Regions from separate parts of the Homo sapiens genome. Here region 1 is linked to region 2. Evidence: chromatin loops called from intact Hi-C (ENCODE). Cell type or tissue: A673. All regions are shown on one strand. Each heading gives the region's core, and the rest is flanking DNA. Links, peaks and the distances in the headings are about the cores only.

Region 1 (16,808 bases), core at 4,270-9,269, 480 kb after region 2:
ACTTTTTTTTTTTAACCATTTGATTATTTTTTCTAGCACACATCTATTTAAAAACTTTGAAGTTCCAGGATTGACCTAGCCATGAAAATTACAAGGACAACTTGGGTGGGGCACGGTGGCTCACGCCTGTAATCCCAGCACTTCGGGAGGCTGAGGTGGGCAAATCACGAGGTCAGGAGATCAAGACCATCCTGGCTAACGTGGTGAAACCACATCTCTACTAAAAAAAAAAAAATAGAAAAAATTAGCCGGGTGTGGTGGTGGGCACCTGTAGTCCTAGCTAGCCGGGAGGCTGAGGCAGGAGAATGGCATGAACCTGGGAGGTGGAGCTTGCAGTGAGCAGAAATCACACCACTGTCACTCCAGCCTGGGTGACAGAGTGAGACTCCGTCTCAAAAAAAAAAAATTACAAGGACAACTTAAACATAGTTTTGATCCTCAACTGGCAACAAATAGATTCTAGAATTAATAAAGCAAATTAAAAGTGATGTTTTATTATAACCCATGTTATGATAAATTTCTATCGGAGAATTACTGAATCACAAGGTAAAAGCATTTGTATTGGGGTTACATTAGACAGGGCTTAAAGGTTAAGGATCAAGGGAAATGTCTATGAGCAGATAAAAATATGGTAATTAAGAATGAATTGAAGCTATTTGAACACATATTGTACTTTGGGTTTGGAAAGAGTATATTCCACATAATATTAACAAGCATGCTGGTGTTAAATAGCATAATGCAAGTGCAGAATATTCAAGTCATTGTGGCTATGGCTTGAGCATAGATTGAGGGATAGAGTAGAATAAGATGAGGTATAAGAGAGACACAGTGTAGATAAAGCTAAACTAATTGAATATTATTCTGAAATCATTTGAAGCAATTGAAATCCTTTTTTTAAAAAGGAAATTTTGTGATGAAGATTGTGTTTGAAGAGATCTCTAGCTCAGTATGTGTAGGAAGACCAGAGCAGAGTCCAACTGGAGACAGAGACTAGTTAAGCATCTACTGCTTTACTCTAAGAAAAAATGGTGAGTGTCAAAAGTTAAAACAGTGGAAATAATAATAGAGAATAGGATGTCAGTGGGGTGGACATTAGAAAGAAAAGTCGATTGATCTTGGTGATAATGTTTTTATGTACAAACAAGTTTCTGACTGAGGCAAACTGACAGTGGGTGCTAGTGCCCTTTGATTAATAAAGGAAATAAGGCCTAAGAAGATGCTTGGGAGCAAGGGGCAATTATGAGTTCATTAATGTGTAAAATTTGAGATGTGTTTTGGGAAAGACACTTGGCAATGTCTTAAAATGCGGGTTACAGTCATGTGCCACATAATGATGTTCTGGTCAATGATGGACCACATATAAAAGATGGTGGTCCCATAAGATTTATAACGGCGCTGAAAAATTCCTATTGCCTAATAATGTCATAGTCATTGCAGTCATATACTCATGTGTTTGTGGTGATGCTAGTGTAAAAACATGTACTGTGCTTCCAGTCATATAAAAATATAGTGCATATAGTTATACACAGTAGACAATACTTGATAACGTTGGTAAATGACTATGTTTCTGGCTTACGTCTTTACCATACTATACTTTTTATTGTGATTTTGGACTGTATTCCATCTGTTTATTTTTTTAAAAAGTTGACTGTAAAACAACGTCAGGCAGGTCCTTCAGGAGACATTCCAGCAGAAGGCATTATTATAATAGAAGGTGAGAGCTCCATGCATGGTTTTGCACCTGAAGAGCTTCTAGTGGGACAAGATGTGGACGTGGAAGACAGTGATACTGATGATCCTGACCCTTTGTAGGCTTAGGCTAACGTGTGTGTTTGTGTCATAGTTTTTAACAAAAATGTTTAAAACATAAAAAAAAAAAATCAAAAATTTAAAAATAGAAAAAGCTTATAGAATAAGGATATAAAAAAATTTTCTACAACTATACAATGTGTTTGTATTTTAAGCTAAGTATGATTTCAAAAGACTCAAAAAGTTTAAAAAATGAAGTTTATAAAGCAAAAAAGTTACAATAAGCTAAGGCAAATTTATTATTGAAGAAAAAAGTGGTTTTTGTTTTTTTTTTTGAGATGGAGTTTTTCTCTGTCACCCGGGCTGGAGTGCAGTGGTGTGATCTAGGCTCACTGCAAGCTCCGCCTCCCAGGTTCATGCCATTCTCCTGCCTCAGCCTCCCGAGTAGCTAGGACTACAGGCGCCCACCACCACACCCCGCTTTTTGTATTTTTAGTAGAGACGGGGTTTCACGGTGTTAACCACGATGGTCTCGATCTCCTGGCCTCATGATCCGCCCGCCTCAGCCTCCCAAAGTGCTGGGATTACAGGAGTGAGCTACCATGCCTGGTCAAGAAAAAGGTATTTTAAAATAAAGTTATCGCACCATAAGTATACAGAGTTTATAAAGCCTACAGAAGTATACTGTGTCCTGGGCCTTCAGATTTACCACCACTCATTTCCTGACTCACTCAGAGCAACTTTCAGTTAGTTCTTCAAGCTTCATTCACGGTAAGTACCCTATGCAAATGTACCATTTTTAATCTTTAATACCATATTTTTACTGTACTATTTATATGTTTAGATACACAAATACTTACTATTGAGTTATTATTGCCTATAGTATCCAGTACAATAACATACTGTACAGGTTTATAGCCTAGGAGCAATAGCTATATCATATAGCCTAGGTGTATAATAAATAGGCTATATGATCTAAGTTTATGTAAGTGTACTCCATGATGTTTACACAAGAATCAAATCACCTAACAATGCATTTCTCAGAATGTATTCTCATCCTTAAGCAACACATGCCTGTAAAAGTATAGTTCTAAATTTTAAGAGGGCGACTTTGACCTAAGATATATATTTGGAAGTTTATTGCATTTAAGTGATAACTGAAAATAGAAAATTGAATAAGATTTCCCAAAGTTATACAATTTAAAAGATATAATAGACAGCAGAGCATTTCTGGAAATTTGCATTTCAAATTTAAGTATAAGAAGACCAACTAGTGAGGAGTACCAAGAAGGAACAAATGTAGTGGTAATAACATCAAAGGTGATGGTGATAACAACCACCAAGTATTAGATATTTAACAGCATGTATTAGCAACTGAGTTACATACTTCACATACATTACCTCACTCTTAGTTTGCAACAAATCTATAATTGAGATTATATTGTTATTATCTACTTTTAAAGATAAGAAAACCAAGGCTCAGAATTGTTGCCAATTTACATAAATACTGTAGTTACTATCAGGTATACTGGATGTGGCAGAGTGTATTTTCCAAAAATGTAATAACATTTCCCATTATGAATACTGTCCTATAAACTAGGTGATCAAAAGGTCATGCACTTTTTCTTTGCTCTGCTAGGACTGTCACTTTTAGCAGAAGTCTCCATGGTGTGAGGAAGCCCCAGCAGCAGGTATAGAGGTCCACATGGAGAGGATCACAACCAAGCTGAGTGGACTTTCAGCATCACTAAGTCATGTAAGTCATGTAAGTGAAGGACGATTACTGTTGCTTTAAGCCACTAAGTTTTGAGTTAGATTTTTATGCAAAAATAGACAAATAATACAGATTTTGGCACCTAAAAGTGGAGAGTAGACATAAAAACACCTAACACCAGTGACATTGACATTGAGACTAGGCAATAAGTTAAAGCTGAAAATGCTTTGAGGAGACTCTTGAAAAAAAGCCTAGGACCTCAAGAAGGTTATGGGTGAGAATAGAAAAGTAATGAAAATGTGACAAAGTTTTACCAAAGGGAAGCCTTGTTATATACGGAGTATTGAATTTTGAGAGTTCTTTATACAAGTCCTTTGTTAGAGAGGTGATTTGCAAATATTCTCCCCAACTGTGGCTTTTATTTTCCCTCACTGTTTTCTTTTCAGTCACTTAAAAGTGACCTTTAATAAGCAGAAGTTCTTAATTTTGATAAATTACAATTTATTATTGTTTTTTATTGTGTGTCCACTTACTGTTGCATTTAAGAAACTGATATCTTATCCCAAGTCACAAAGATTTTTACCTGTTCACTTTTAACAGTTTTATAGTTCCATATTTTGCATGTACATGTCTACAATTTATTTTGAGTTATACATGTATGCTTGTGAGTGTGAGGACTATATCAAGGTTTTTGTTTGTTTTGTTTTGTGTGCTGTGTATGCATATATTCAATGGTATCAGCACTATTTATTTAAAAGAGTATCTTCTCTTCATTAATTGCTTTTCCACATTTGTTAAAAATCAATTGACTGTAAGTGGCTCCATTTCTGGACTGTTCATTCTGTTCCATTTTCCTACTTTCTACCTTTTATCAATACCACACTTTTGATTGCTCCAGCTTTTTAGTAAATCTTAAAATCCAGTAGTGAGAGTCCTCCAACTTAATTTTTCTGTAGAAAAATCATTTTGGCTTCTAATTATTTATCTTTCCATATAAATTTCAATATTGACTACAATATTAACTACAAAAAGTCCTGTTGGGACTTAATGACATTTTGTTGAGTTTATCACTTTGGGAAAAAGTGATGTCTTAACAACAATGACTCTTCTTATCCGTAAACATGATAGATCTCTTATTTTGTTCTTAATTTTATTTAACATAATTTGGTAGCTTTGTGTCTTCAGACCTTGCACATACTTTGTATCTCATAATTTTGACCCTATGTAAATGTTAATTTAAAAATTACTTTCTGATTTTTTATTGCTAGTATACAAGCATACAATTGATTCTTGTATTTTGAGTTTATATCCTTTAATCTTTCTAAGCTCAGGTATTACTTATCATAGTATTTGTTGTAGATTCTTTGAATTGCCTTTCACAGACCATCATGTTAAGGCAAACAGAGACAGTTTTATTTCTTCTTTCTCAATCTGTATGCAATTGTTTTCTATTTCTTGCTTTATTGCCCTGGATTGGACCTTCAGGAGAACACTGAATAAGAGTAGCGAGAATGGGCATCCATTTTCTTTTTTCTTTCCTCCCCCCGAGATGGATTCTCGCTCTGTCGCCCAGGCTGGAGTGGAGTGCCGAGATCTCAGCTCACTGCAAACTCCGTCGCCCGGTTCAAGCAATTCTGCTGCCTCAGCCTCCTGAGTAGCTGGGATTACAGGCGTGCACCCAGCTAATTTTTGTATTTTTAGTAGGGACGGAGTTTCATCACGTTAGCCAGGCTGGTCTCGAACTCCTGACCTCATGATCTGCCCACCTCGGCCTCCCAAAGTGTTGGGATTATCTATGCCCGGCCACTATTTTCTTAATCTTTCTTACAAGAAGAGCATTCAGTCTTTCACCATTCAGTATGACATTAGTTGTAGGTTTATGGTATATGCCCTGTCATAGAGAAAAGTTATTTTCTATTCCTAGTTTACAGTGTTTAATCATAAATCAATACTGAATTTGGTGAATATTTTTTCCGTATTCATTGGGGTGCTCATATAGGTTTTCTTGTTTATTCTTTTGAAAAGGTGAATTAATTTATTTTCAAATGTAGAACTAATCTTGCATTCACAGAGTAAACTCACTTTTCCATAAAGTATTATCACAAGTTTGAACACACAGATATATATTCTTTTTATATATTGTTTAGCATATTTGATACGCACTAAATACACTAAAATTGAGAAAGAAAATTTGCATCTCTATAAGGGCTGGTGAAAATTAAACAGATAATTTTTCCTTCCAATGTTTTCTTCTGGTTTTGGTGTAAGAAAATGATGGCTTCATTGAATAAATGAGGAAGTTTCCTTTTCTTCAATTTTCTATAAGCGTTTTCTTAGAATTGCTATTCTTTCTTCCTTAATTTTTGGTAGAAATGACCAGAGAAAACTTCTGTGCCTGGCATTTTATTTTTGGAAAAATTTTAAATTACAAATTTAATTTTTGAAATCTATTTAAAGCTCTTCAGGCTACTTATTCAGGTTACTCCTCACTGAATGCCATTATTTTGCATCTTTCATAGGATTTGTCCATTTAATCTAAATTGTCAAATTGGTCGACATAAAGTTTTTATACTTAACTATTTTATGTAACACATTGCCACAATATGTAATGCTTAAAATGACCAGCATTTATTGTCTCAAACTCTCCTGGTTGGGAATTCGGGAGCAGATTAGCTGGATGTTTTTGGCTCAAGGTCTCTCACGTGGTTGCAGTCCTCAAAAGAATTGAATGTCAGAGTATCCAGTTCAAAGACAAATCACTCACACGGCTGTTGGAAGAAGACCTGGGTTCCTTGATGACTCTTGGCAGGAAGCCTTATTTCCTTACCACATGGTTCTGTACATAAGCTGCTTATGTGCTTAAGTATCCTCACAATATGAAAACTCCCAGAGCAAGTGATTCAAGAGAGAGAAGGAAGCCACTATGTCTTTCATTATGTAGCTTCTAAGCTGGTACATAATCATTTCTACCTTACATTATTCATTAGAAACAAATCACCAAATCAAGCCCTCACTGAGAAGAGCACAATAAAGCTCTACTTTTCAAAGGGGGACTTATAAAGAATTATAGAAATATTTTTAAACTGCCACAGGTTATTCAGATTTCTCACTTATTATTTTATCTGATTTATAGGGATATTCTCTCTCTCAATTTTGATAGTGGTAGTTTTGTCATCTCCCTTTTTTGCATGGTTAATTTGGCTAGAAGTAGATTCAACGTATCAGTTTTTACAAATAACTGTTTTTTATTTGATTTATTTTATGATTTATTTATTTTTTTCAGAGACAGGATCTTGATCTGTCACAAAGGCTTGAGTGCAGTTGCACAATCATAGCTCACTGCCTCCTCCATCTCCTGGGCACGCGATCCTCCTGCCTCAGCATCCTGAGTAGGTGGGAATATAGGCACACACCATGATGACTGGCATATATATACAGTGATGACAGAGTCTCACAATGTTGCCCAGGCTCATCTCAAACTCCTAGCCTCCCGCAGTCCTCTCACCTCAGCCTCCCAAATGCTAGTGTTAAATGCATGAGCCATCATGCTCAGCCTATTTGATTTTACACATTGTTTTCTATATTATTACTTGTGCTTTTATCTTTATCTTATTCTACATATTTTGGGTTACAGTTCCTCTTTTTATTTGCTTTATTAAATGGAATATTAGGTCATTAGTTTGAGACCTTTCTACTTTTCTAATACAGACATTTAGTGCTATAAGTATCCCTCTAAGCCCCATTGTAGCTATATTCCATAAATTTGATAACTGCATTTATGTTCATTCTGCTTAAAACACTTTCTAATTTGCTTTTTGTCTTTGATCATGGGTTGGTTAGAGATGCTTCATTTCTTATATTTGGAAATTTTAAAAATATCTTGTTATTCATTTTAAATTTAATTATCTTGCAGAAAGCATACTTTAAATAGTTTGAATCCTTTTAAATCTACTGAGCATAATTTTGTTGCTCAGAATATGGTCTATCCTGGTAACAGTTTCATGTGGCCTTGAGGAGAATGAATGGTCATTCTACATTGTTGAGTGGCATATTTTACCAATACCAAGCAGGTTAAATTAGTTGATAGACTGTTTAAGCCTTCTATGTTATTACTGATTTTGTGTCAAAATTTTCTATCACTTATTGAGAGAAGAGTGTTGATGTATCCAATTATAATTGTGAATTTATCTATTTATTTTTACAGTCCTCTGAGTTTTTGCTTTGTAAATCTGTGAGTCTTGTTACTGAGTTTATAAATAGTCAGGGTTTTTCTGTCCTTTTGGTAAACTTATGAAGTGACAGTCTTTATCCATGTTAGAATATTTTTCTCTGCAATATAGTTCATTTGATATTAATATAACTCCTTTAGTTTTGATTACTTTTGGCATGGTAGATATTTTTCCACCTTTTCACTTTATATCTTTAAATTTAGTTGGGCTTCTTATATTCAGCACATGATCAGGTATAGATTTTTCTAATCTGATAATCTCTTCCTTTCAACTGGATTATGTACCATTTGAATTTAATGTGGTTATTGACATGGTTGGATTTAAATCTACCACATTACTGTTTTCTATTATCCAAATGCCCCTCTGTCCCTGTTTTTCCCTATTTTCTGTTTTCTATAGAATAAATGAGTATTTTCTATCATTCCATTTTATAAACTTGCTTATTTGCTCTATTCTTTTCTTCCAGTTCATTTAATGGTTAGTTAAGTTTTATATTATACATCCTCAACTGATCACAGTCAATCTTTAAATGATATTACACCACTTCATATATAGTATAAGAACCATCCATGAGCATCCTTCTATTTTGCCTCTCAGTTTTTTGCTGCTGCTACCATACATTTTGGTTATAAGATTTAACCTCACAAACATTTTTATTATTTTTGCTCAACACATTATATTTTAAAGAGATTAAAAGAATACATTTTATATTTGCCACATATTTGCCATTCTTTTGCTCTTTATTCTATTGCTTGAGTTCTGGTTTCCACATGGCAACAGTTTTCTTCTGCATAAAACATTTTAATAGTTCTTAATTTTTAAACATCTTATTTCCTTTATCATCTTTTGATAATTTTTTTCCAGTTTTGGTATAGCTAAAAAAATTTACCTTTTATTTTATTTTATTTTATTATTATTATTATTATTATTATTATTATTATTATACATTAAGTTTTAGGGTACATGTGCACAATGTGCAGGTTAGTTACATATGTACACGTGCCATGCTGGTGCGCTGCACCCACTAACTTGTCATCTAGCATTAGGTATATCTCCCAATGCTCTCCCTCCCCTCACCCCACAACAGTCCCCAGAGTGTGATGTTCCCCTTCCTGTGTCCATGTGTTCTCATTGTTCAATTCCCACCTATGAGTGAGAATATGCGGTGTTTGGTTTTTTGTCCTTGCGATAGTTTGCTGAGAATGATGATTTCCAATTTCATCCATGTCCCTACAAAGGACATGAACTCATCATTTTTTATGGCTGCATAGTGTTCCATGGTGTATATGTGCCACATTTTCTTAATCCAGTCTATCATTGTTGGACATTTGGGTTGGTTCCAAGTCTTTGCTATTGTGAATAATTCCGCAATAAACATATGTGTGCATGTGTCTTTATAGCAGCATGATTTATAGTCCTTTGGGTATATACCCAGTAATGGGATGGCTGGGTCAAATGGTATTTCTAGTTCTAGATCCCTGAGGAATAGCCACACTGACTTCCACAATGGTTGAACTAGTTTACAGTCCCACCAACAGTGTAAAAGTGTTCCTATTTCTCCACATCCTCTCCAGCACCTGTTGTTTTCTGACTTTTTAATGATTGCCATTCTAACTGGTGTGAGATGGTATCTCATTGTGGTTTTGATTTGCATTTCTCTGATGGCCAGTGATGGTGAGCATTTTTTCATGTGTTTTTTGGCTGCATAACGGTCTTCTTTTGAGAAGTGTCTGTTCATATCCTTCGACCACTTGTTGATGGGGTTGTTTGTTTTTTTCTTGTAAATTTGTTTGAGTTCATTGTAGATTCTGGATATTAGCCCTTTGTCAGATGAGTAGATTGGAGAAATTTCTCCCATTCTGTAGGTTGTCTGTTCACTCTGTTGGTAGTTTCTTTTGCTGTGCAGAAGCTCTTTAGTTTAATTAGATCCCATTTGTCAATTTTGGCTTTTGTTGCCATTGCTGTTGGTGTTTTAGACATCAGTCCTTGCGCATGCCTATGTCCTGAATGGTATTGCCTAGGTTTCCTTCTAGGGTTTTTATGGTTTTAGGTCTAACATTTAAGTCTTTAATCCGTCTTGAATTAATTTTTGTATAAGGTGTAAGGAAGGGATCCAGTTTCAGCTTTCTACCTATGGCTAGCCAGTTTTCCCAGCACCATTTATTAAATAGGGAATCCTTTCCTCATTTCTTGTTTTTGTCAGGTTTTTCAAAGATCAGATGGTTGTAGAGGTATGGTATTATTTCTGAGGGCTCTGTTCTGTTCCATTGGTCTATATCTCTGTTTTGATACCAGTACCATGCTGTTTTGATTACTGTAGCCTTGTAGTATAGTTTGAAGTCAGGTAGCATGATGCCTCCAGCATCCAGTTTTCTTCTGCATAAAACATTTTAATATTTCTTAATTTTTAAACATCTTATTTCCTTTATCATCTTTTGATAATTTTTTTCCAGTTTTGGTATAGCTAAAAAAATTTACCTTTTATTTTAAAAATATACTTTTAATATTAGGATAGATCACATTTAGAAAAACATTGTAAAGATAGTACAGAAAATGTCTTTATATATCACATCCAGTATTCTCTATATTAATATCACATATTAGCATGTTACATTTGTCAAATTAACAAATATTAATGCATTACTATTCACTAAATTTCACACTATATTTTCATTTAATAATTTTTATTTTGTTTTATTATCTGATCCCGAATACCATAATATATTTAGTTATCATGAAAGTGAATACTCTTTCTAGGATGACTGCAAAAATACAAAAACAACAGTAAAAAGCAATGTTACAAAGAATCATAGGACGGACTTAACCAGCCCTGTGATTTATTGTGCTCAGGACGAAATAATCACTCGACAGATATTTATGAAGCTCCTCTATGTAACCAACATTTAATAATGCATTTTCCTCTACTCTCATATAAAAACATATAATTTTAGTTTCCCAACCAAGCAGAAAACTGTGTATTTCTTGATCCCTATTGGTCAAAGATAAAACCAAAAACAATAAAAAATTATAAGTGATGAAATTCACAGAACTTATGAAGCACTTTTCCAACCAGTTATTATGTATAGAGTTAATTCTATTGTCCAGCAAGATATTTTCTAGTCAATAGCTTCTGGGAATCATTCCAAATTGTCAGTCCTATTTCTTATTCTTAATCATCATTATTAGTGTTATTTTCAGTAGTTGTAATAATTTTTCCCAAAACATACACTGTTGAAGCCCTAAATACACCAATGAATAAAAATAATACATATATAGTACTTTGAGTATACATTTGATATTGTAGCAAACAAAAGAAATATGCCTTCTTAGCTGTTTCAATTGCTATCTGTTAATTCTGAGGCTGCTTATTTCTTGTTTGTTTATCTGTTTATCTGGAACAGATAAAGGTCTATAAAGCAACTGAGGACAGGATTGCCCCAAACAAAGTGTATACTTTTATTGGTACAATTATGAATTCATTTGAAATGCCTTTCTTAACTCCCATTTTGGGATATTCTTAGCAGGATTAAAGGATTTCAATCTGGATTAAGGGATTAGGTAATTCATAAACTAGTGATTCATTTTAGAAAAGAAGGAAACATATTCATTTAGATTCTTTTTGTCAAGGAATGAATGACTATTCTTTGCAACATGATTTTTTTCTATTTAAGCTGAAACAACAATACATTTATGTTTTTTCTAGTCCTTTGCTATCTTGATCCTCTGTTCATCTTTTACACTGAATACTTGAATATGCCTTCAGGGCTATAAAAAGAACATTATAATAAGGTTAAGCATTACCACTTTGGGATGATAATGTTAGGCAATCATTGCTTTAATTTACAATAAATATGATATAGCAAAAACAGAAAAAAAATGAATATTTGTGTAAAGAATACTCCCTACATGCTTTGATTTCCAGAGAAAATAAAAGACAGAAAATCATTTTTGGATACTTGTATTTTCACCATAAAGACTTTTCTAAAGCTTAGATTTACAAAGATTATTCCCATAAGTGATCCATCAAATAACTCACTTACTTGAATGGTGTCCATTCCTCTTTTATTTCTAATGAGCAGACCTCGGATATGATACCTGAAATCATAACCATAGCCTCAGTTAGCTACTTTGTTGGGCAATGGTGTTGAGCTACTGAACATTTCAGTCTAAGGAGATTCCTGCAAAGTGAAACTTCTTGCTCCTTTCAGCATATTCTTATCAGAAACAATCCCAAAAACCTGGCTGAATTCCATGTGAGAACATGACACTCCCTGGCAAAAAGGCTATAGGGAGCACAGGATAAACCAGAGCCTCATAAAACTACATAGCAGCTTACTTGTGAAAAGCCATGCTAGATTCATAATTTTTGAAAAGTATTCTTGATGCATTTCTTATTGTTAATTCAAATTATTCTGCCTTCTTTTGAGAAGTGTCTGTTCATGTCCTTTGCCCACTTTTTGATGGGGTTGTTTGTTTTTTTCTTGTAAATTTGTTTGAGTTCATTGTAGATTCTGGATATTAGCCCTTTGTCAGATGAGTAGGTTGCAAAAATTTTCTCCCATTTTGTAGGCTGCCTGTTCACTCTGATGGTAGTTTCTTTTGCTGTGCAGAAGCTCTTTAGTTTAATTAGATCCCATTTGACAATTTTGGCTTTTGTTGCCATTGCTTTTGGTGTTTTAGACATGAAGTCCTTGCCCATGCCTATGTCCTGAATGGTATTGCCTAGGTTTTCTTCTAGGCTTTTTATGGTTTTAGGTCTAACATTTAAGTCTTTAATCTATCTTGAATTAATTTTTGTATAAGTTGTAAGGAAGGGATCCAGTTTCAGCTTTCTACCTATGGCTAGCCAGTTTTCCCAGCACCATTTATTAAATAGGGAATCCTTTCCCCATTGCTTGTTTTTGTCAGGTTTGTCAAAGATCAGATAGTTGTAGATATGTGGCCTTATTTCTGAGGGCTCTGTTCTGTTCCATTGATCTATATCTCTGTTTTGGTACCAGTACCATGCTGTTTTGGTTACTGTAGCCTTGTAGTATAGTTTGAAGTCAGGTAGCATGATGCCTCCAGCGTTGTTCTTTTGGCTTAGGATTGACTTGGCGATGCAGGCTCTTTTTTGGTTCCATATGAACTTTAAAGTAGTTTTCTCCAATTCCGTGAAGAAAGTCATTGGTAGCTTGATGGGGATGGCATTGAATCTGTAAATTACCTTGGGCAGTATGGCCATTTTCACGATATTGATTCTTCCTACCCATGAGCATGGAATGTTCTTCCATTTTTTTATATCCTCTTTTATTTCATTGAGCAGTGGTTTGTAGTTCTCGTTGAAGAGGTCCTTCACGTCCTTTGTAAGTTGGATTCCTAGATATTTTATTCTCTTTGAAGCAATTGTGAATGGGAGTTCACTCATGATTTGGCTCTCTGTTTGTCTGTTATTTGTTTATAAGAATGCTTGTGATTTTTGCACATTAATTTTGTATCCTGAGACTTTGCTGAAGTTGCTTATCCGCTTAAGAAGATTTTGGGCTGAGACAATGGGGTTTTCTAGATATAAAATCATGTCATCTGCAAACAGGGACAATTTGACTTCCTCTTTTCCTAATTGAATACCCTTTATTCCCTTCTCCTGCCTGATTTCCCTGGTCAGAACTTCCAACACTATGTTGAATAGGAGTGGTGAGAGAGGGTATCCCTGTCTTGTGCCAGTTTTCAGAGGGAATGCTTCCAGTTTTTGCCCATTCAGTATGATATTGGCTGTGGGTTTGTGATAGATAGCTCTTATTATTTTGAGATACGTCCCATCAATACCTAATTTATTGAGAGGTTTTAGCATGAAGGGTTGTTGAATTTTGTCAAAGGCCTTTTCTGCATCCATTGAGATAATTATGTGTTTTTTGTCTTTGGTTCTGTTTATATACTGGATTACATTTATTGATTTGTGTATATTGAACCAGCCTTGCATCCCAGGGATGAAGCCCACTTGATCATGGTGGATAAGCTTTTTGATGTGCTGCTGGATTCGGTTTGCCAGTATTTTATTGAGGATTTTTGCATCAATGTTCATCAAGGATATTGGTCTAAAATTCTCTTTTTTGGTTGTGTCTCTGCCCGGCTTTGGTATCAGGATGATGCTGGCCTCATAAAATGAGTTAGGGAGGATTCCCTCTTTTTCTATTGATTGGAATAGTTTCAGAAGGAATGGTACCAGTTCCTCCTTGTACCTCTGGGAGAATTCGGCTGTGAATCCATCTGGTCCTGGTCTCTTTTTGGTTGGTAAGCTATTATTGCCACAATTTCAGAGCTTGTTATTGGTCTATTCAGAGATTCAACTTCTTCCTGGTTTAGTCTTGGGAGGGTGTATATGTCGAGGAATTTATCCATTTCTTCTAGATTTTCTAGTTTATGTGCATAGAGGTGTTTGTAGTATTCTCTGATGGTAGTTTGTATTTCTGTGCGATCGGTGGTGATATCCCCTTTATCATTTTTTATTGCGTCTATTTGATTCTTCTCTCTTTTCTTCTTTATTAGTCTTGCTAGTGGTCTATCAATTTTGTTGATCCTTTCAAAAAACCAGCTCCTGGATTCATTAATTTTTTGAAGGGTATTTTGTGTCTCTATTTCCTTCAGTTCTGCTCTGATTTTAGTTATTTCTTGCCTTCTGCTAGCTTTTGAATGTGTTTGCTCTTGTTTTTCTAGTTCTTTTAATTGTGATGTTAGGGTGTCAATTTTGGATCTTTCCTGCTTTCTCTTGTGGGCATTTAGTGCTATAAATTTCCCTCTACACACTGCTTTGAATGTGTCCCAGAGATTCTGGTATGTTGTGTCTTTGTTCTCGTTGGTTTCAAAGAACATCTTTATTTCTGCCTTCATTTCGTTATGTACCCAGTAGTCATTCAGGAGAAGGTTGTTCAGTTTCCATGTAGTTGAGTGGTTTTGAGTGAGTTTCTTAATCCTGAGTTCTAGTTTGATTGCACTAAGAAGACATTTATGCAGCCAAAAAACACATGAAAAAATGCTCACCATCACTGGCCATCAGAGAAATGCAAATCAAAACCACAATGAGATACCATCTCACACCAGTTAGAATGGCAATCATTAAAAAGTCAGGAAACAACAGGTGCTGGAGAGGATGTGGAGAAATAGGAACACTTTTACACTGTTGGTGGGACTGTAAACTAGTTCAACCATTGTGGAAGTCAGTGTGGCGATTCCTCAGGGACCTAGAACTAGAAATACCATTTGACCCAGCCATCCCATTACTGGGTATATACCCAAAGGACTATAAATCATGCTGCTATAAAGACACGTGAACACGTATGTTTATTGCGGCACTATTCACAATAGCAAAGACTTGGAACCAACCCAAATGTCCAACAATGATAGACTGGATTAAGAAAATGTGGCACATATACACCATGGAATACTATGCAGCCATAAAAAACGATGAGTTCATGTCCTTTGTAGGGACATGGATGAAATTGGAAATCATCATTCTCAGTAAACTATTGCAAGAATAAAAAACCAAACACCACCTATTCTCACTCATAGGTGGGAATTGAACAATGAGAACACATGGACACAGGAAGGGGAACATCACACTCTGGGGACTGTTGTGGGGTGGGAGGAGTGGGGAGGGATAGCATTAGGAGATATACCTAATGCTAAATGACGAGTTAATGGGTGCAGCACACCAGCATGGCACATGTATACATATGTAACTAACCTACACATTGTGCACATGTACCCTAAAACATAAAGTATAATAATAATAAAATAAAATAAAATAAAAAAATTATTCTGCCTTCTTTTGTCTTTTTCTTCTTATAGAGTTACCTCCTCCCAAAACATGTTGAAGATTTTAAAACTATCCATCTGTTACCTCATATTTCCCCAGTCCTTCCTGTTAGTTCATTTTAAATTTCGACTCCAGAAGACCACACTGGCAGCTTACTTCTCTGCCTGTAGCCTCCAAGAGGCTCCTAGCTACTTGTCTTGATTTCCTTGCTTATCCTCATGTTTATCTTTCCATCTGGAAAAAAATTATGCTGCCATAGAGAAGAAACCCTATTGATAACTGAAGTCATAAAATATTTCTGATAAATATTTTTTCATACGTTTTGTTGCCACAGCTTTTCATTAAGCAGTAGTAATTCAAAACAGATAAGAGCATGGACACAGGAGCCAGACAGTTTGATTCATCTAGTTTGACCAATTCCTGTATTGGTGATCTTGGACAAATTGTTTAACTGTTAGTAGCTGTCTCATAGTAACTACTATATAAATGATAGTATTTTTATTTGCAAAGAAACAAAATATCATCATCATTAAGGCATGGATCAGACATCTTCTCCACTGAGTTATTTCAGGTTCTCAGGGAAAATCTGGTTGATTAGGAAGATTCCTGGTAATGTATCTTTCAGAAAAAAAAAAAAAAAACAATTCAATTTACCTACATACTTTAATTTTGTGTACTAAACAATTTTAAAATTTCCATGGATATATGTGTTTTGGAAATATATTATGGTAGTATTTCTAAGACGTTTAGGAGTTAATTAGCCATTCATCGTGGTGCATGCCTGAAGGCCCAGCTACCAAGAAGCTGAGGTGAGAGGATCACCTGCTCTCCTTTGGAGGTCAAGGCTGCAGTGGGTTGTGATCTTGCCACTGCACTCCAGGCTGGATGAGAGAAAAAAGAGCATGTCTCAAAAAAAAAAAAAAAAAAAAAAGGAAAAAGAAAAAGAAAAGAAAAGAAAACAATGCCCACCCTGTGGTTTTAAATTTTCTTTTTCAGATTTTTGTTTTTTACTCTTTTTTTGTACGCTTTTGATTTTAGGGGGCAGCAACTTCCCTAAAATGCTAGAAGCCCACAGCAGATTCAGATCAAACAAATATAGTTTCATTTTCTTCTACTGTTTTGCTTTGGGAAAACGTCGAAAGATAGTGAATACTTATTTACTGTGCTGGTTTTTGTTGAGTTAATATTTCCTATCTCATGTTTTTAGATATAAATAAAAATTACAGAACTACTTGATATCTTTCTAATCCCAAGCATTCATTTTAACTTTTTGTATTTTAAACATTACTGTTTCTTTAATTGCCATACCATAAGTATTTACAGG
Region 2 (16,808 bases), core at 7,960-12,959:
ATATTTGAAAATGCTGTCCAGTGATATTTGAATAATTGTTCTGTAGGGTTGTATACTTTTAAAATTTACACAAATTTCACTTATTCTGTCATTGTTAAATAAAACTATATAGGCACTTAATATTCCCATTATGCAGAAAGGAAGACTCAGAAAAAGGATACATAACTACAGTTGCAGAGATGAACATAATGCGTTTTTACCTTAAATCTTATTTTTTCCTAAATTGTGAGTAGTGGTTTTCCAAACATTATGGCTCATGTATTCATAAAAATGTTTTTTTTCTTTTTTCTTTTTTTTTGAGACAGAGTCTCACTCTGTCGCCACGTTGTAGTGCAGTGGCACTATTTCAGCTTACAGAAACCTCTGTCTCCCAAGTTCAAGGGGTTCTCCTGCCTCAGCCTTCTGAGTAGCTGGGATTACAGCTGCCTGCCACCATGCCCGGCTAATTTTTGTTTTTTTAGTAGAGACGGGGGTTTCACCATGTTGGTCAGGATGGTCTCAAACTCCTGACCTCAGGTGATCCACCCACCTCGGCCTCCCAAAGTGCTGGGATTACAAGTGTGAGCCACCACGCCCGGCCCATAAGAACAGTTTTAAAAAGAATATAGGCACCACCAATATTTGTGTACTATTCACTTTCACTTATAAATGATGTAAATATACTACTAAATTATATTAGTGTTTATGTCTTTAAAACAAAGCAGAAAACACTCCAAAAAATAAGAAAAGAAGAACTAGCAAATATAACAGAAACATAAATCCTCATCTATTTCTCCTAGACCCCCTAGATCATTTTATGTACTGAAGCACTGTACACCAGGTATTTTTGAGAACACTGCTTAAGGGTGTGTTTATATTAGATTTTTCTGTGTTTGATTTGATTTAACCATCACAAAACTACATTTTTGAGCACTCTTTACTAGAAAAAACTATTTTCACTTGGATTCGTTCCTTGATAATAATTGGCACTATTATTCAGAATGAATTCTAGTGTTCAATGCCTTGATTTCAGGACTTGGCTTTTACTTGATGCATGTCAAACAGCAAACTATTTAACCTCTGTTCAGTGCCAGTAAAATGGAATAAGATTAGCATTTACATGGTGGAGTTGTGAATAATAAATCAGCTAATACGTATGCAAAGTGCTTAGAGCAGAACTTGGCACATAGTAAATGCTGAAAACATACTGGTTTAATATTAGCATTATTATATCCTTTTGTGCTGGTAGGAAAGTTTAGATATTTTTGTTTCTTTAAAGTGAAAACAAGTTTGTTAGAGAATTAAAGAAACAAAAGAATGGCTACTCCATAGGCAGAGCAGCTGGAGATGCTTTTCAAATAATTTAAAAACAACGACTATGCATAAAGTGCCGGAATAGGCACTAAGTATATGCAATGATGTGAATAATTTTCCCTGACATTAAAATGCCTTGTGATCAAAACCCATGAGGTCACTGGGGACTTTTTGGTACTGTATTAAAGAAAAAGAATTATATAAACAGAAATCAGATGGCTATTCCAAGCTAAAGAAATATTCCAAGCTAAAGCAATATTGACCAAATTGATAAAATAGCAATAATGATATATCTCCAGGTACTCCATAGTCAAAAGCACTAACTACTGTGCTCAATACTTGGATGAGACAACCTCATCAGAAGACTAATATTTAAAATGCAAGAAAGCTACATATCTGATAGAGGACAAAACCCTGATCTGATTATCTAAGGTATCATATTATCATATTTATCCACAAATATGTACATATATTATGTATCTATGAAAAATAGCATGGTGAGATAATGAGATTCTACATAATGAATTAACAGTGTTTTGTCTTCATCAAAAGATAATACTTTTGTCCAGAAATTCTTCAAATACAGAACTAAGCATCTTTAATCATGCTAATTAGCATAAATTTAATGCATGGTGAACCTATTTGGGAATAAAGATAGCAAATAAATAATGTGTAAGTTTTATTAATTATTCTGAATTTTACATCTTATAGGGTATTATAATTTCATTGATCAATGAAGCAATCTTTGTTTTAACATCTAATTACAAATATTAGACAGTATATTTACTTTAGTTTGGCACCCTAGTATTTATGAAACTTTTTTATTAAATAGCTGCAATGTCAATGAATTAAATTTGAAAGATTTATGTCTCTTAGCATCACATTCAAAATAGCAAACTGTCTGAAAAATTTAGAGTTAGAAAAAGATATCCTGTGTTTAATTTGATTATTATATTCTACTATTAGCTCAGTATACACCATCTTAAGAAAAGTACACATATATATATAAAGTTTTTAATCTGAAATATTATACTGTAACATAATTGCATTTTGTGCCCAACAGAATTGCTTGTTCATTTGATAGAAAATTAATATCATTAAAATAAGTCCACTAAAATCATATATTTTGAGCTTCACTAAGTAATGCATATTGTATTATGTTGTATATTGTTTTCTGTATAATTATTTAGTAAACATGTGTATCTTCCATGGTTGCTGGTTGGTATACTGTAGTATGCAAAGGTCATTTGTAAACTCATACTTTGCCATAGAATTCACATCTTTGTTTTAATATTACTATTGAAATGTGACTGGCTAAGTTGTTTTTTCCTTGCCTATGTGTGTATATATATTACAAGTCTAATACCTAATGTCACAATGTGGAACAACGGTACCAATGCAAAAGGATTTTTTTCAAAAATTTGGAAATTCTTAGTTTTATTTATATCATGAGATCTATTGTTAACATTATAATATTCATTGTTCAGCCATCCTTTCTACATAAATTAAAATAATGGGAAGATGTAGGTGCAAAGATTGTGGGTGAACATGGTGTATGTATGTGTGCATTTAATTTTTTTAAGCAAAGTAATACATATATGATTATAAGCCATGTAGTAAAGAAGAGCTTATAATTAAAACAGTTACATCTCTTCTCTTCTTTATTCCCCCAGTTTTACTCCCCAGTTGTAAATATTATTACATCTTTAAGTTGTTTCTTCTGTTAATTTCCTTCCCAACTCTTGGTAATAAGTAAATATTTTAAATAAGGCCCAAAAGCATTTTGTCACTTTTAAATCTCAAAAAATGCTAACATTAAAATGTACCTAAGCTTTTCAGTAACAAGAAGATTTTGGCACAAATTATTAATCTCTTTTCTTTATTTCTGAAAGCAAGGAAGAAAAGCAGTATTAACTGGCAGTGTAATGGGTTGAACATAAATCTCGAAAATATCTGTTTTATAATTAAAAATAATTGTGTGTGCTGCAGCGAACTAAGTTCTGCAGTGTAATTAAACCTATTTAACATACATTAACTCTATAAGTAATTTGCATAAATTATTCTGCTTAACAATTTTAGTGTACACTAGGGGATACTGTGATTTTTATCAATGCATTCTATTCACTGAATGGATAATGATATGGTTTTAAAAGTTGAGATGTAATTATAACCCCCATAGAAGCTCCAAATCAAGAGTGTTACAGGCTGTTGGAATAATTTGCCAAATTACAGGGAGAATTGTATATGTTGTTTTGAAAGCTGCATTTGAATCTTTTATACAAATTTTTGGCCAATGTCAGCTACAGATTTACATTTTTCTCAATGTTCCTTTTCAGATCTATTAGTTCACGTTAGGCTTTTATTAAGAGAAATTGCATTATGCATAGAGTTCTATATAACTATTGTCATAATTTGTCCTACTGAAAAACGCAGATACTGAATTTTATGTGATACATAGTAATATAATAAAACTAGAGGCTGGAAATTTGAGTTCTTACTCTTGATTTGGACACTATCAGGCCAGTCACTCAGAGCAAGTTGGATTATCAATCCTGGCTTCAGTTTCTTTGCCTATGCAACACAATGTTATTGGACTTTAATAAAAATTTAGAAAGGGTATTTTAAGTACATCACAAAACTCATCACAATTAGTTTTATATGCTGCTCCATTTATTTTACTATATCAGACAATGTCATGCCATTGCTAGCCATTCTGCAGGGCATGTCATTGTCTAGAAAAAAGACTTTAATCCACATAACATGTCACATTTTCTTTTGTTCCCTCTATCATTCTCCTTCTCTTCCACTTTGCAAAGGCAAAGTATTGGAAAGGACATAGAGTTGTCAGAGAGTGTGAGAAAGAAGTCACGACATGGCATGCACCAGCTTTTCTCTTGTCCCAAGCAGCCAAGAAAATATTACAGACCAGAAGTTTTCTAATATTTTTTTGAATCCCTTTAGATTCATAAAAATTATTGATGACCCCCCAAAAGCTTTATTTAGCACGGTTTTTAATCTAATGATATTTACTGTATTAAATATTAAAATGAAGATCTTTGAAAACATTTACATTTTGTTAACTGATAAAAGCAATCTCATTAAAGGGTCCTGTAAAATTTGTCATTAAGGCCAGGCGCGGTGGCTCACGCCTGTAATCCCAGCACTTTGGGAGGCCAAGACGGGCAGATCGCGAGGTCAGGAGATCGAGGCCATCCTGGCTAACACGATGAAACCCCGTCTCTACTAAAAATACAAAAAATTAGCCGGGCGTGGTGCCGGGCGCCTGTAGTCCCAGCTACTCGGGAGGCTGAGGCAGGAGAATGGCGTGAACACGGGAGGCGGAGCTTGTAGTGAGCCGAGATGGAGCCACTGCACTCCAGCCTGGGCGACAGCGAGACTCTGTCTCAAAAACAAAACAAACAAATAAACAAAAAATTGTCATTAAGACCCCTTATTTTGAAAGTCAAAAAGTATTGAGAAGATTGGCATTGTTTGACATTAAAATTTCTATATTGTATGGCTTAACAGAAGACAGGTAGATTCTTCCATCTGCTTTCAATCTGTTGTGGTATCTCATGTCATGGAGCTTCTTGAAATCTTCACTGTATACTCATAAGAGAAAAGAGTGAAAAATGCAAATAACCCCCTGGTGTTATCGAAATAGTTTGATGTCACAGATTTTCAGAAAGGGTTTTGTTCTCAGACCACAGTTTGTGAACCACCGATGTAGACAAGGGTACAGGGGTAAGTTACAAAATGCTGTGCTTTGAGTAGCAGAGTGGACAGTTGGGTGTGGGGCAGGAAAAAAAGGGGCTGAAAGGCCAATCCCTGACCACAAGTAGCATGTATACAGTTGTGTCTACTATACACCCGAAATAAGCATTCAAAATGCACAGAGAATCAGTAAAGAATCTGAATTAATTGATACCCATTTCTACTTGGAAAAGAAACAAAATTCTATGTCAAAATCTCTATTAGGAACACTTACTATTATATGATCGTTCATTAACTTTTACCATTCCTGTTAGGTATTGAATAGTATTATACTATTTAAAAGAATAAGAGTCACCACTTTTACTAAAACTCATGATAAGGAACCAAGGTAAGCAAGAATTAAATACCTGCTCATATACCAATAAACTATACTGAGGAAGCAGAGATTAAGGAGAAAGAGCATGGAGACATGAGCAAGGCTCAGAGCAAATTAGATGGGCACACATATTTCTTCTATGCAGAGAACAAAAGAAAAAGTTATCTCTGATTATGCAAAAATGAAGGAAATGTATCATGGTTAAGATGTCAGCATTTTCATGTTCATGTTTTCAGTCCAGGACAGAATCTGGAGAATGGGGTCTTCTCCATCAACATCTAGTCAGCAACTGCCACAGCTTAACTAATGAGATGCTTCAGGATCCACTGGTGGCTGATTTCATAAGAAAATTTGTACATAAGCCAAAGCTTGAGCTAATCGCTCAACAATCATACTCAGAAAAGAGAAACGTACTAGTGAAATGTTTATTTCACTACCATAACAGTAACAATTTCTCACACTTACATGGAGCTTATTATATGTCAGGCATTGCCCTGTGAACTTTGTGTATTTCGGCCCCATTGATCTTCACAACAATCCTCTGACAGAGAAATTTTTTTTTTTTTTTTTTTCAGATGAGAGAATTGAGGAAAAGAGCTTTTAAACCCAGGCAGTCTGGCTCCAGTATATCAAAAGGAACTGAGCAATGACTGAATCTGGGCAAAGCTATACAACAAAAGAATATGTAGAAGGTTTTCTAAAAATTCAATGTCTAGAGAAGTCTACTTCTTGAAATTCTTACTCTTACACACGAATTTTCTCTACCTCTCTCAGAGCACAATCGAGTGATAACAGCTGGAGTAAAATAACTTTGTCAGCCCGGCGTGGTGGCTCACGCCTGGAATCCCAGCACTTTGGGAGGCCGAGGCTGGCAGATCACGAGGTCAGGAGATCGAGACCAGCCTGGCCAACATGATGAAACCCCGTCTCTATTAAAAATATAAAAATTAGCCAGGCATGGTGTCACGTGCCTGTAATCCCAGCTACTTAGGAGGCTGAGGCAGAAGAATCGCTTGAACCCGGGAGGTGGAGGTGGCAGTGAGCCGACATCGTGCCACTGCACTCCAGCTTGGGCGACAGAGTGAGACTTCATCTCAAAATAAATAAAAAAATAAATAAATAACTTTGCCTAGTCTCTTCACCACTGTATCTTTAGAACCCAGAACAATGACTAGTATAGAACAGGCTTTTAATAAATATTTTTGGAATAGAAGTCTGCTATTTATAATGTAAGTTTATATCAGAAATTCAGTGAAGTACAGCTGGAAAGTGAGGTTCTTTGTTTAGTTTTGATTCTCCAGCAACTCTATTATCTATCTGTTGCTAATCTCTAGATTTTCTGATTTATTTTTTCTCAAATTTTAATATTTATACAACAAATTGTGAATCTTGTTAAAATGCAGATTATGATTTGGAGGTTCTTGAATGAGGCCTGAAGTTCCACATTTTTAAGAAGTTCCCAGGTGAGGTCAAGGCTATTGGTCCAAGGACAACTCTTTGAGTATCAAAGTCTTAAAAGTAAATAATAGATATGACTTTCAGCTTTAAGTAAATCAAAATCACTTACAAGTTATAATAAGAAATAGTAAATAAGCCCTCTGTGCATCAAGATTTCTTTACACACTTCCCTTCTTATTTTCACTGTCGCCATTATTTTAGGACAAACTGAAAAGTGACATTTCTCACTGCTACTGGAATTGTCACATGTGATGTTAAATTCTTCAAGCTCCACTTGGGGACATGGTGCAATGATTTGTCTGGATATTTCCAACTGTAAATGTTTTCTCTATGACCTTTTCTATGGATTAAACACAAATCAACACATATTTAACCATTTGAAAAGGCAAGATATCTTACAGTTAAAATTAGAATGGAAAAATGCAAAATCATCCACGTCAACATTTTTTTGGATTCATTCATGATTCCAGGATTTCAATAGATAACCATTGTCCAAATAAACCAATAAAATGTGACCCCTTATGGGTTTTTTTGCAATGAAAAGGTCAGGCTTGATTCCATTCATTTCACACATGTAGATAGATGCTATGGAAAATTTTAAAGAAAGTAATCAGTATTTATTTAGCAAATACTGTTACGATATTTAATTGCTTCTGGACACTATTCTAAGTATTATAGGAATTTTTTTTGCTTCCCAGGCATAACTTCCCAATCAATATGTACTATTATTATTGCCTCCACATTTTCGGGTTTTTTTTTTTTTTTTTTTTTTTTTTGAGATGGAGTCTTGCTCTGTTGCCCAGGCTGGAGTGCAGTGACGTGATCTCGGCTCACTACAAGCTCCCCCTCCCGGGTTCATGCCATTCTCCTACCTCAGCCTCCGGAGTAGCTGGGACTACAGGCGCCCGCCACCATGCCCGGATAATTTTTTTTGTATTTTTAGTAGAGATAGGGTTTCACCGCGTTAGCCAGGATGGTCTCGATCTCCTGACCTCGTGATCCGCCTGTCTTGGCCTCCCAAAGTGCTGGGATTACAGGCATGAGCCACCACTCCCAGTCTATTACCTCCACGTTTTAGGTGACAAAGCCAAAGCACTGCAAAGTTAAATATGTCACCCAAGCTATAGCATCTATTTGATGGGCTAATCAAGGACTCTGGCTTCAGCATCTGTACTCTAACAGCCCTGACTTCACCACTATACAATCTATGCACGTAACAAAATTACACTTGTAACCCATATATTTATACAAATTTTAAAAATCTGTACTCCTAACTGCTGTACTCCAGGCTGCTTCTCTTTATGCATTTCTTAGAAAAATATATTTGAAATTTTCAAAGAGTTGAAATATTCTATCCAACTATATCTTTAACCTCAAGAATCAGACTTCCTCCAGCAACTTACATGTCACAGATTGAATATCAACAAATAATTAAGATATAGAACAATCAGGCCTACAAAATTGCCAGGGAAGTGGGGCATGGTCTTTCTTCTCCATCATATCCCCTGGGTTCACATTAATTTTCACTGAGCATATTCTGCTATAATAAGCTAATCTATTATCTCTATTACCATACGATATCTATATTTTCGTAGCTCACTAAAATTTCAGAATTACATTTCCAATTGTGCATTAGACATCCCCACTTAACGCTGTACAATGGTAAGAGAAAGTAAACATATCAATCTCCTACAAAGATGTTCTTTGTCGAAATAAGCCAATAAGCGCTGTGCTGAATGATATTACCACCTGCTCATTAATTAGGAATCTCAGAGACATCTTAACAATTCTCTCTTTTTTTCTTTATTACATCAAAGTGTACCAACCAATATTAATTTTACCTCAGGCGAGACTACATTAGCTGAAGGACTCATCATCTCTTCTTTGGACTATTGTGGTACCTCCTGACTTTCTCATGGCTCCCAGTTCTCCAATTATTCTTTGATACTCTCCTCAGACAGGCTTTTTAAAACCACATACAGTCTTTCCACTTGCAGGTTAAAAAATGTTAAGTTGTCCACTCTGCTTATAGATTTAAGCCCAAACTACTTAGTAAGGCATACAAGGACATTGCTAACGTAACCCCTGACTATGTTTCCAGCCACAGTCCCAACTATTTCTCTTCCCAAGTAGCTACATCAGCTTCTCACTTCAACAAACCATGCCCTTTAAAATCTTCTTAGCACACACTTTTTCTGTTCTGTCTAGAATATTCCTGTCCATATTTTCAGCTTGACAGTTTTTATTTATTCTTCAAGATGATTCTTTATACTTGAAGTATTTTCCTATTTCCTCAAGTAGAATGTACTTTATCACTGACTTTCTATCGTACTTTAAATGTATTTTCTGAGACACTCCAGATTATCGACTTCTAGCAGGCAAGGGATTCTCTCATAGTTTTTAGAACATAAGAGGAGCTCAGTCAACATTTACTGAATAAATAAATAAAAACAAACCATTAGGTTTAACCAATGGTTTTCTATTTTCTACTTCATAACTTTTGATATTGAAATAATAGTTCAATAGTTAATACTACAAATAATATTAATTATAATAAATAATAGGGCATTTTATCTCCCACATTGCTATGTCAATAATTTCTCCGATTTGGATGGAAAATATTTGTAGAAAGCACAGCAATGAGAGTAAATTATATTAATAGTTTCATAAATCCCCAAAATATCCTCTACTCTGTTTCCATAGTCATGCCTTTCCAGAGGGGAGAATAAACTAAACAGTCAAATGCAGAATGGTGTAGGCTGTTGACTGCCAAGAGAAAGGAAAAGCCATTCATGTTGAGTTCAACATAGATTTCATTATCAGGAATGTGCTAAAAAACACTGTCACTGCTGTGGTCCCAATGTAGGTGGTTTGTCTGACATGTGGGAGGCTCATCTTTGGTTGAAACATGCTGTAGTGCTGCTGATATATGGCTCTGCGATGTATGCTTCCCTATGCCATCTGTAAATACAGGTGGTTCCTGCTTTATGCCATGATCTCTTTCTGGAAACCCAACTGGAGAGAAAACAATAGCAAACATTATTTTCTGTACATTCACATAAACTGCTATGTATACAGAATACGGAAGGCTCATAAAGGTGAGAAAGTTTGCAGTTATCATTTTGACCTCTAGATGGTGATGCTGCTCTGGTTTGACATTTGCACTATAACTCACATTGCTGGAGTTGCACTAGATTGTTGTTCCCAGGACAGCCAAAAACTGTGGAATGAGCACACTATACCAGACAAAGTGGATCTTGAGATAAGCAAAATATAGAGATGTAAAGCAGTGAATTGTTATACTTAAGACTAAATAGAACTTTTACTGATGTATGTAGACTCACAACATAAAATTGTCATATTTGTTATTTTTGCTATTTTTATAATTATAATCATGGGAATTCTAATTGTGAAATACATCTGAAAGTAGATGAGTGATGTAATGAACCTCCATTTGCTCACAACTCAGCTTAAGCAATTATCAAGACACAACCTATCTTGTTCATATTTATTGCCACGTACTTGCTCCATGTTTTGATGCCACATACATACGTGCACTAAAAAAACTCATAATTCTCCTTGGCAAAACTGACTTTGTGAAAACATTTTACTTGAAATCACTCTTTGAAGAGAAGACTATGAGTATAGACTATTAATTTTTGAAAAGAACACCAGGATAATGATTAGGAAGAAGGAAGTTTCTTGGCTTTATTTCATGACCTGGGTGGTGAATACATGGGTGGGTTTGCTTTGCTGTAATTCACCTAGACTTATAACTTGTGTACTTTTCTGTATACATAGTTTATTTTCACAAAAGAAAAAAGAAACAGACAAACATAAAAAAAAAAAAAAAGGACCTGTGCCTTATATATCCTGTCCTCTTGATAGATACAGGTTTACAATGTAGAGTAGCTATTCCTTATTGAAAAATGGAATCACTTAGAGTAATGACAAAAATGTATTTAACTTGCAAGTTAAGAGAGAAATTAAGGAGAAAATTCAATTGTGCCAAAGCCTTCCACTGTCTTTCTTACCTAAAGGGTAACGAAGAAATCCTTGGTGTTTACCTTAAGAAACCCTCTTAAGAGCTCAAGTCATCTTGACCTTTCTTTAAATGGAAGATATAATAATCATAAAAGGAAGAGTTCTGCCCACTTCCTTGCCTACCTCTTTACCTACTGTGTTACCGTTTGAGCCAACCACTGCCACTGGGTTGGTTTGCAGCTTTGTGGGGATACAAGGAACACAAATACTTGAGTAAAATAATGTTGAAAGTTTCACGTCCTGGAAGCCCAATGGGGAAATAAATAACAAGCCAAAAGCAAAATAAAAGTGCAATGATTGTAAAAGTAAAAAGAATTAAAGGAGATAAGTCAATATGAATAAAAGTGAAAAATGAGAAGGCGGGGAGAAGAGAGTATGTAAGAAGCTGTTCTCACTTGCCACAGATGCCTTTCTTTACTACTCCTTTGATTCTTCTCTCCTCTAAGCTCTTAGAGTGTTCAAAGTGTTATTTTATGTCAAGAAAGGCAAAATGGGATACAGACAGTATCTACTCTAAATTCAGACAATGCTTGATTGGAACTTGTAGGAAAGTACTTTACCTCCTTGTGTTTTAGCTCCCATAGCTATAAAAAAGGGTTAAGAAAATCTGCTTTACATGTATATTTCACTTATTAGAGACAAAATATATCAGCACATTGTTGGTGATCAATGAGTAACAGCCATTACTGTTATTATTAATTACTATCATTTTTATGTTTGTTGTATTATCTAACTTATATCTAATAGTATTAGAAATAAGCTAGGGCTATAGCAGGTGTTTTCAACCATAGACAAGCATAATTTGAGTGTAAGCAGAGACAGCCTTAGGGGCTATATGTGCTGCCTTTGACACATATTGGTAAGTTGTCTTTAAAATATGTAAGACAAAAATGATGAGTTTTCCTCTTTATATGTTGTTTTCAGTAGTGTATGTTACTGATATTCACTAATTTTACAATTTACTTAGAAAAAAAGAGAGTAAATGTAATACAAAAAGAAGTTATCTAACTCATAGATAGAAGACCTACAATGTCTTCTAAAGATATCTAATGAAAGACTTAGAAATGGATTTTCTTTGCTAGAGACAGTGATGACACCTTACTTGTCCTTCTATTTTTGTTCTAAGTTCACCTACTGAAATGAAATAGTACATGATGGATAGTAAATAATACCTCTCACCCTTCTCAGGAATACATTCAATGCAATGGGTTTTGTTTAAATCGATAAATTAGAGGTGTTTATTTGAAAGCAATGTCATTAAAGTAATAGAGTTTTAATGCAGGATACAGAAATATTAGAAAGAATACAGAACATTGTAATTGAGTAATTTTAGGAAATTTCTGTCCTTTTAAAGGTAGGCTGTGATTACTAGATATTAATCTCACTTATGGGAAGGAACTAAAAAGACTTATGATCAAGTCTAGCATAATCTTTTCTTAAACATATGATGATGTTAATATTACAAAACTCAGCCTGGGCATAATTAGACCTATTTTGGAATGCTAATGGAAAGACATATGGCAAATCATGATACAAAAATTTACTGATTCATAGAAGGACCTTTCATCAACATTTTTACCTAACTAAATTAGTGATTTTCTTGAGCTTAAAAAGATGAAGTAGCCAGAGGATATGATTAAGCAGCAAAACACACAGGACAGAGCTATTTTACCCATTTTAATGGCTTCAGTCATATCTGTTCTGGGGAATATGTGTTTTTTTTAATTATGTTTGATAAAATTAAGCAAAACAAAAACACAGTGCCAAGTGTCTCAACTTAGGCATGCACCATGGTTAAAAAAATTGTGCTAAATTTGAAGTCAAAAGATGTATAGACTAGTTCTTGTTTCTCCATTTACTAGCTAATAAAACTTATGCAAATTATTTTTCCTCTTAGGGTCCATTTATTTAATGATAAAATAAGGAGTTTAGACCTTGGCAAATACTTTCTAAAATTCTTAGCAGTTTTAACAGTTCAAGATGCCATTATCCTTTATTTTCTATTCAATTAGCACATTGCATCTATTTTCCCAAAAGATCAAACATGAAATGGCAGGTGTGCTTCAATTCTCATAGCCAGGCATCTAGTGTTCTTGTCCTGGTGGTGTGGTGGTAATGGCGGGGACAGAGTGGAGACAGTAGTGAGAGAACAAAGAAAGTAGGTGAGACAGCTGAGTGTATCCATACGAACAGCCACAATTGTAATAGCAAGTACCTAAACACAACTTTGAAAGCCAAGTGTTTTCTAGTATGTATAAGAATGAGGCTAGTGGAAATGAAACCAGATGATTTTTAAAGAAATACCCTAAAAGGAAAAAATTCCTCTTCTAACTATCAGCCCATTTAATTTGGTTCTTCTAAGTAATAATTGCTGACTGCTGCCTAGTCGCCCCATTCTCTTTTTCTATACACTGAATATTTCACCAGACTGACGGCTTCTGGATCAGACAGTAAGTCTTGAAAGCTAATCTTCAATACTTTCCAAAAGAATAGCATTAAGTGAGCTACACAGCACATTAGAATTTTTTAATGAATAAAAAATACCTATCTCTCGGTTAAGTTTTAAGAAAGCATAAATAGCATGTCATATTAAATAGAAACATAGTGTCAAAAAAAGAACAATAATGAGAACAAGTAGTGAGCTTGTGCTTAATTATATGCGAGGCATTGTCCTAATACTATACATATATTATTTCATCAAACTGTCATAGCCATATTATGATGCAGGCACTATTATTATCCCTTTTCTACAGATGTTGAAACTGGGACAGAGAAAGATCCAGTACATTGAATGAGGTCTTACAGCTCACAATGGAACAAAGACTGAAACAAGAGACTTGAACCATCACTTATTTGATGGTTTGCTTATCAGTAGGACGTTGTTAAGTCACATATTTGAGAACATTATTTATTTTCACAGTTCTTATGTTGAAAAGCCTCACTTATCTTTTTCTTCTCATTAAAAATGTAGTGAATGTAATCAGTGAAAGGAAGTATTAGAACGCATGTTCACAAGCAAGCCACTTAACTGTGCTTTACTAAAATTTTCAGGTGAAGAGTGACTGCATTAATTTAATTTTCAGCGGAAGACACTAACGCTGTGAAATATTTTCCTTTCTTGGGGCTATTCTATTTTTAGTGTAAGAATTCTCTGACATAGTACAATACTTACTGTTTCATGTCAACCTGAAAATCAAACGGTTCTATACTAAACTTCTACATGTTTGGCCTTGGGAAACATTTATGTAGAATTTTGAAATACATTGAAATTGAATTAATCAAATCAAAAATTAAATGAAAATACATTTTGAATTGAAGTCTTTCTATGAAATTTCTGCAGACAGAATATTTTACTCATCTAAATATATTTAGAAATCTTCAAAAATATACCATGCTTAATATTTCATAATTAAGAAGCTAGAATTTTTTCTTAAATATTAAAAAATTCTACCTACATGCATCCCTTTTTAAAGTAGTCTGAAAAGTCAGTTTGATGGTCCCATTTCCTACCTAATGCTGTCTTTGATAAAAGATCTCTTCTCTCCTGAGATCACAGATGCAGACATATAATGAGTTTCTCTGTGATCAATAATCCTCACCCCTGGTCTGAGTGAGTGTTCAGAGGAGTTAAACATGTGATCTTTGCCTGAAGTATTTCTGTTTGATGGAATTGGCAGAAAATATGCCTCTTTTCAAAATGATTTTAATATTTTTCTCAGAATAAAATAGGTAAATTTAAAATTTAAAGTTATAATGAAAAGCATTAGTTTCCCTATCCAACCAAATTTGTGCTTCTCAGTGATCATATTTTTCAACACTTTCAGCTTTTTTCTATTATTATATATCTCCATTTTTCTAAATTATAGGCTTATGCTCTTATTGTAAAATTTTGAATGTTAGATATTGTCCACTGAAGACAATATGAATGATATATATTTAAATACCTTACAGTCTCTCATCCACACATACTTGCTGTCTTCCATGCAACCAATATAGTATAGTGACATAACCAGTTGCTACCGAGGGTTTATGCTACTATCGTTGGCTATATAACTGAGTTGAACTGCATATTAGTATTATGTTTATTTTCTTGTACAACTTTTTCCTCACTGTTTCGCTCTATTTTTACATCTTACTTTTCAAATTAATATTGTCACAAACCTTTTGATACCATTTAAAATGATATCTGGTATTAGCTACCAGAGCACTTTGTCCTCCTGCTCCAAACTGAACAAGTTATTTATCTGTCTGTTGAGTCCTCTTCAGAATTCCAGTTATCATTATCTTGGAAACTTCTTCTCTTTTCTCCTGTAATGAATATTCAATTCCCTTAACCCAACTCTCCCTCTTGTCACACTACTCCATTTTGGTGGAGATCATCTCAGAACATCTTCCTGACAAATATACACATGAAGTAAATGTGCACATTTGGAAATATAGCATAAAGGAAATTGATCATTTACATGATTAGAAAGTTGGCTGAGCATATAAATTTAGTATAGAAACCATTTTCTTGGAATATTTTGGGAGCATATGGTGTATGTCTCAGAATTACATACCTACTGCCTTGTACCTCTCACTGTTGCTGGTAAAACAGCTGATTGCATTTTGATTCTCATTCCTGTTATGTGATCTACTTTAACTCTTGGGTCATGGAAATGACCCAACTACTTCTTAGTTGAAAGATGTGATGCTAATGGCTAACAGCTATTTATCAACCACATGCACAGTGGGGAGTAGGGCACAGACAAAGGAGTTTGGAATCCAGTAATGGTAGGAGAAAATGGGGCCAACACAAAGTCAGAGCAAGTGCTGAAAATAGAAAGAAAGAAGGAGAAAGAGAATAATTTTTAAAACAGACTTTAGTACAATACAGTTTTCTTTTCATTTTGAAATTCATTAATAACTGCTTTATTACAATGACCTCCCTTCCTCTCCTTTAGATTTCCACGTATACTTAGTAGTAATATGAAATTATATGATAAATTATTCATATCAATGCCCTCTGTTTTGTTGTTTGCATTATTTGACAGGTTTTGAGTAGGTTGTAAAAGTGCCACATGCCTTTGTGTTTCTGATTAGTATTCCTTTTGTTCCTGGAAGTTTTTGCTTAGATATTTTTGTCATGTAATTCAGGACTTTGGATAGTCAATGACACATATCTGGATTGTAGCTCATACCACTTGTTAGTAAAAGAGTGCCGCCTTGTTCCTGTTTGCCTTGAATTCTTACCTTAAATTTTACTTTGTCTGCCATTAACACTTTTCATACCCATGACATTTTCTATTACCTTTGCATTGCTGCCTTTCCTTTTACTCTAAACTTTTACATATTCCATTACGTCCTAGAGCCTCCATCAGTGCCTGGCTCATGGTGAGTACATAGTGAGTATGTTACAAAATGGATAACTTGTAAGTTCAGTCGCTTCATGAGTTTGCAATTAACTAGCGTTCTTGTTAATGTTTATATGCACAAAATCTCATTACAAAGTGTGACTAGCTTTTAGGCCTAAAGGTAGAACCAAAAGTATGCAAAATATTTGTTTTTATACATTATTATTATTATTATTAATTATTATTATTGAGATGTAGTCTTGCTCTATCACCCAGGTTGGAGTGCAGTGGTGCGATCTTGGCTTCCGAGTTCAAGCAATTCTCCTGCCTCAACCTCCTGAGTAGCTTGGGTTATAGTCACCCACCACCATGCCCAGCTAATTTTTGTATTTTTAGTAGAGACAGGGTTTCACCATGCCAACCAGACTGGTCTCAAACTCCTGACCTCAAGTGATCCGCCAGCCTTGGCCTCCCAAAGTGCTAGGATTACAGCTTGAGTCACTGTGCCCGGCCTGTCTTTATACTTAAAAAAAAAAAAAAAATTGATGAAGTTTACAAAAATTCAACATAAAGCATAATATATCTAATGG

What was found. A loop is a pair of places that touch in the nucleus more often than their neighbours do. Peaks named below come from ENCODE experiments on the same cell type or tissue, not always from the same donor. Only the 100,000 strongest peaks of a DNase experiment are listed, where the experiment ranks them.
Region 1: it touches region 2 in a loop (3.0-fold over the local background); 1 of 110 quality-filtered maps calls a loop at or near these places.

What each region holds. Positions count from the first base shown.
Region 1 is chr9:10,837,102-10,853,909 of GRCh38, forward strand. No RefSeq gene overlaps it. Among named protein-coding and RNA genes, the nearest start is that of LINC03131, 110 kb to the right of the region's middle. In A673, for the core only: no CTCF peak of the experiment used is centred there; a DNase peak (open chromatin) is centred at 6,290.
Region 2 is chr9:10,356,401-10,373,208 of GRCh38, forward strand. The region is part of intron 2 of PTPRD (protein tyrosine phosphatase receptor type D); the gene reads right to left. Among named protein-coding and RNA genes, the nearest start is that of PTPRD, 250 kb to the right of the region's middle. In A673, for the core only: a CTCF peak has its summit at 9,969 (motif pointing right); a DNase peak (open chromatin) is centred at 10,001.